Linked DNA regions of Homo sapiens: region 1 is linked to region 2. Evidence: chromatin loops called from intact Hi-C (ENCODE). Cell type or tissue: GM12878. All regions are shown on one strand. Links, peaks and the distances in the headings refer to the core of each region. The heading gives the core; the rest is flanking DNA. Region 1 has its middle 110 kb from the start of INHBA. Region 2 has its middle 180 kb from the start of INHBA.

Region 1 (2,816 bases), core at 280-2,779, 71 kb after region 2:
TATTTTGGTGAAAAGAATAAATCCTTAGCTTCTCTCTCAGGCCCTGTCAGAACACTGGTGTGATGACTTTGGTTAGGATGACAATTCTATCTACCCACAGCAAACAGAGTAGCAGCAACTATCTGTTTAATTAGTCAATACTTTCATCACTCCTTTCATCTCACCAGCTATGAGAGATGGACTAAATAAGCAGGAAAAATAAGTTGAAATTATGTAACTGTCCTTACTGCATCTGGCTAGATCTAACTTTCTAGGAGAGGATGTATACAAACGAAAAAAAAAAAAGCAATCTTAGTAAAATTAAATATGATGTATGACCTCGTGTTCTAGACCAGCACTTTACACAATTTAATGTGCACCCACATCACCTGGGGAAGAATCTTGTTAAAATGCAGATTCTGATTCAGTAGATTTAGGGTGGGATCTCAGATCCTACCTTTCGACAAGCTCCCAGGTGATGTTGATGCTACTGTCTGAGGACCACACTTAGAATAGCCAGGAACTAAGAGATGTTTAACTTCTCTTTCACATATTTTTTTTGAGATGGAGTCGCACTCTATTGCCCAGGCTGGAGTGCAGTGGCACAGTCTGGGCTTACTGCAATCTCCGCCTCCTGGGTTCAAGCGATTCTCTTGCCTCAGCCTCCCGAGTACTTGGGATTACAGGCGTGTGCCACCATGCCCAGCTAATTTTTGTATTTTTAGTAGAGACGGGGTTTCACCCTGTTGGCCAGGCTGGTCTCAAACTCTTGACCTCAAGTGATCCACCCACCTCGGCCTCCCGAAATGCTAGGAGGATTACAGGCCGGCCTCTTTTACCGTTCTTTATATGGCTACACTGCCAACCATTAGGACCTCTGAGATTAAAAGATGAAAACAAAAAGTAACTGGCGCTTAGGTTTGCTAGTTATTAGCCCTTGTGATAAAGATTTAGTGAGAGAAGCTACTAGACCACTGCTTCTTCAATGTTACAGTGCATAGGAATCACCTGGGAACTTGTTAAAGTGCAGATTCTAATTGAGTAGGTAGGGGTGGAGTCTGAAAAGCCACATTGTAACAAGCTCCTGGGTAGCATTGAAGTTGCTGGTCCAAGGATCCAACTTCAGAGTAGTCAGGGTCTCTAGACAACAGAATTTACAAAAATTCACCCCACACCCCTTTTTTTTTGTTAGTCTCTGTTTAATTTTCTGATGAAGATGAAGAAAAGACATGTAGTCAAAATCTTAATTTTTATTTAAATGGGATAATTGCTGAGATTCTGGAGAAGGGAAGATGTGATGGAGGGGGTGGGATGGAGGGTTTGGCATCAGGAGGGAGAGCACTGGGTTCCCGTGGGTTTACACTCTTCCTCACGTGGGTTCACATGCTCATTATTTCACTATGGGTGTGCCTGCCCTGTGGCCTTGCAGCCTGGAGGTGTCTAGACTGGTCGTCACTCCGCTGCATGTCCCAGGGCACGTAGAAGGCTGAGAACAAATAATTTTAGCTCAGGGAGTTCCCTGCATAATAAGAGCTACCTCTTTTTCTTCCCACTTTGAATAAATAGAAGTCAGCGGGACTTTGGTCACCTCTCACTTCTGCCCAATTCAAGTTTCTATCTGCACGTGTGCACACATATCATCTGAAGGCAAACGGAAAGGCTGGGTTCTGTCAGACCCCAGTACAGAGCAACTCTTCATTTCCTAGACTGGCAGTGGCAACCGAGTGCAGTTTTCCATATGTACCTAAGCACTGTTCCCCGTAAATTCATCGGGTGAATCCTCCCCCGACACCCCATCATCCCCCTCCAATGTCACTGTGTGACTTCCGGCTTCAGTCTGGGCTCTAACTGTTGGACACTGACTGTTGAAGGAAAGCAATATAGAAAAGGTCCAAGATCAAGGTGATCAGCAGGCTGTGATGTTTCATCCCTTTGCTCACCTTCTCACTTCATACCCATATACTTCAGATGATCTATTGTTTCTGTGCTGAACACACAGACACACACACACACACCAGCTTTCTCTGTTTATTTCTTCTTAAATTGTATTGCACAAATGTGAAAACCAAAAAACATCCCACTTCCTCACTAGGCAGTTGAAATTTTCCTGATGACAATCCTAAGTAACCACAACAGGGAATGAGTTAACATTTCAGTTGGGAGGATTTCCCCACCTCTCCTCTCCTGTCAATGAGGCATGAAGTTCCCAGTTGATTTCTCCATCTGGCCCAACAATTCCTGGAAACCTGATTCCAAAGAAGGCAATGAGAAGATGTGAAAGAGTTGCCTGGGCAAGGGAGGTGGAGGCACGAGGTCAATGGGGACTGGTGGCTCTCTCATGAGTTCAGGGGTGAGGGCCTGCTGCCAATTTTTAAAACTTTGCCACTAGCTTGGAATACAAGCTGAATTAAAATAAAATAAAATAAAATAAAATAAAATGAAATGAGGGAATGCAGAGGAGTTGCAGTTCCTCATTGGAAACATTTTCAGCATGAAAATTTCAAAGATTGGCCTCATACATGAAATCTCAAATGACTTCTGATAAAACGCAATCCACAATTTTAGCAGGAAGGACTTTGCTAAGCTTACTCATATACATACACAAGATAAAAAAACAGCCACAGCAAGATATAATTTCTTAAGTGTTGAAGGGCAGACATCTCTTACCACTCTTTAATCTTTCTCAGGATTTATCCAAGAGGGTGGGCTGCATTGTCTCAGAGAGGAGAAGTCAATCAGTGTTTTCAGAACTTACGTACCAATTTAGCTTTTCCCAACTGTGTGAGGAAAATTCTTGGAAGTGTAATTACTTGTGGGTCAGGTTACCATGTCATATT
Region 2 (2,816 bases), core at 295-2,794:
AAGGTATAAATAAAACGTTCTGACTCCACATATGGTATTTTGGGTTTACAAATCCTTCATAAACTTTTTCCATTCCTATCAGCAGTTTTATTCATTATGGGACATCCAGCAACTCTCCTTTCGGGATTATTTGAGAAGCAGTAAAGGCTTCCTGTGAAAGGAGCACGTTAGCTGTAAGATTTGTGCAAAGATCGAGTGCCTGGCGGGGAGTAATCCCTAGACTGCGGATCTCAAATGTTTGGTGGGGTTTCCCCTACTGCTGGCTTTCATGTTCTCAGGGCATCATTACTGCGGTGGTGCAGCCGTAATGATGGGAAAGTGCCTGCTTTCTCTTTTCCCCCAGGGCCCCAGGGTCATATCTATGGGCTGGCAGACATGTTTTCTCCTTTCTCTTTCCTGTTTGCATTCACCTTGTGATTTTACTGATTTGGGGGTTCAGAGTGGGAAATCAGGCCAAAAATATATACATTCGAGATTTAAAAACTGAGTTATATCCAGCTTCCCCTTGCAATTTGAAATTATACTCCTCTTTCCATCTCTGTGTAAGTATGGGTTTTGACCAGTTTACGGAAAAAGTATATATTGGATCAAAAAGAGGCAATAGTTGGGTGTGACCTGGGAGCCAAAGTATCTAGACACATCTTAATGGGTGGCCTCATTCGTAAGAACAAAGAGAAAGATCCCTTGCTGACTGAGTAGAGGAGAAACAGACATCCTCTGGAGCTGAGGCTGGCAGGGGACGCTACAGCGAGCCGGCCAGTATGAGTTCACAGCCCAGGTCACACACCCTCCCCTCTGCTTGGCAGCAAGCACTATGCCTGGCACAAGTTATTAAGTGTTGTTCAATGTTTTGGATAAATTAAGAGGGGCAAGTGCCAGACTAGATGGTGCCACATTTTTAACTCTGTCCTCTTCCAAACTGTAATCATCTTGGTTCCACCTGCTAATTACCATTCGAATGTATCCCTTCCACTACAATGGCATTGCCTCGCCTCTGATCCTTGGCTTCTACAGCTATTTACTATTACTCCAGATTGGGGTCCTCAGCTGCAGTCAGACCACCAGATAGATCTGTGAGTCCTCAGAGAAAGATCTACCTGTTAGCTAATAAACTAATAAACTTCAGCTCAGGGCCTCACTTGCACGGTCCCTTACAAGAGCTGGGGGAAGACCTTGCAATGTGTTCACATGGTCATATATTTTTGTAAAATGTATTAAAAGTGAGCTATATTTAGCCATAATTGGTTAAGACTGCTTCCCCTTTCTGTTTCGACTTCCCCTCTGTGCACCTACTGTTAGGGTGTCAGCGTCGTCACCAGCACTTTGGGGCCCCAGCTAAAAGGAAGTTGAGTTGCGAATATATTTAGTTTGGGTTCAGTAGGGGATATTTTTGTGGTTGGTAGTTGTTTCTGAATGCAGTTAAGTTATTACTAGTCATCCTGGTGTAGGAACGGCTTCTAGGAATACTCCTACGGCCCCCTGCACTGACGCACCCAGCCTCGTGACAGGAAGTGGAGGGTCAAACGTCATCTGGTGATATGAATTTGTCCTGCAGCATCTGACACCAGACGTTTATGCAGAATCAAGGAGAAGCAAAGTTTGAAATATACAAAGCAGGAAGCTGGTCTCTGGAAAATTCTTCCAAAGTCAGATATGTAAAATCGTAAGCAGAGGACTTTGTTTTCAATGACAGCTAGTCAAAACAGAAGTTGTCTCCTTTCAGGAATATAGCACGCCATGCTGTGTATACAATTATACAGGCCTCATACATTTTCCTTTCCTCCTTGATGAGAATTCTGCAAAAGAGATTTATTGGAATTCTCATGTTTTAACCTATGGTTGTGGTATTTATCATCATTCTAAAGTTCTATTTTTTTTGAGGTTTATCTTCTCATTCTAAATAACTGTTCAGTTTTATACCTAATTATATATTCTTGGTTTTGAATTTTTTTGCTTAAGAAGGGCTCCTCAAATTGTATAACATCAGGTTCCAGAAGATCTGTGTAAGCCACTGACTGTCCCTGGGGTTGTAGTCAGCCTGGTCTTCTCTTTTTTCTAAATTGAGACGGAGTTTCACTCTTGTTGCCCAGGCTAGAGTGCAGTGGCTCTATCTCGGCTCACTGCAACATCTGCCTCCCAGGTTCAAGTGATTCTCCTGCCTCAGCTTTCCAGATAGCTGGGATTACAGGCATCCACCATCACACCCGCTAATTTTTTGTATTTTTAGTAGAGACAGGGTTTCACCATGTTGGCCAGGCTGGTCTCAAACTCCTGACCTCAGGTGATCCACCTGCCTTGGCCTTCCAAAGTGCTGGGATTACAGGCATGAACCATTACGCCTGGCCAGGCTGGTCTTCTTAAAGCAGAAGGCTAGTAGGTGACGGCCCCCTAATTGGAATACTTTGACAACCTTTATCCTTCATAAACTGACATCCACTGCCCTCCTCCTACCTTTCTCATGCTATAGACCAGCCATGTGCACACTGACAGCTCCTGGGACACACAGCTTCATTGTTCGCCCCTCACCTCCTTTGACCATGTGGATCCCTGTAATCCCAATGACTACTTCAGTATTTGTTAGATAATCTTCTGTTTGTCTTTCAAAATACAGCAAAGGCAGAAAATAATGCAGGTGAGGTGAAAACCTGCCAGCATTAGAGTTGGCATAGGGTAGACTGCAGGGCCATGAGTGTTCACAGCTGGCCTCCTTGAGCCAGCCTTTGTAGGCTTATAGGGCCTGGAGCTCAACCATCAGTGGGAAATCTGGCATATACCCCTGGTGCCTGGCCCCTTTCTTGACAAAGAGTGAGTGCCAA

The links. Peaks named below come from ENCODE experiments on the same cell type or tissue, not always from the same donor. Only the 100,000 strongest peaks of a DNase experiment are listed, where the experiment ranks them.
Region 1: it touches region 2 in a loop (2.3-fold over the local background); 3 of 110 quality-filtered maps call a loop at or near these places.

The regions. Positions count from the first base shown.
Region 1 is chr7:41,809,060-41,811,875 of GRCh38, reverse strand. No RefSeq gene overlaps it. Among named protein-coding and RNA genes, the nearest start is that of INHBA, 110 kb to the right of the region's middle. In GM12878, for the core only: no CTCF peak of the experiment used is centred there; a DNase peak (open chromatin) is centred at 1,505; H3K27ac peaks cover 1,055 bases.
Region 2 is chr7:41,880,419-41,883,234 of GRCh38, reverse strand. No RefSeq gene overlaps it. Among named protein-coding and RNA genes, the nearest start is that of INHBA, 180 kb to the right of the region's middle. RefSeq lists an enhancer at 1,247-1,796. In GM12878, for the core only: no CTCF peak of the experiment used is centred there; a DNase peak (open chromatin) is centred at 1,354; H3K4me3 peaks cover 811 bases; H3K27ac peaks cover 1,871 bases.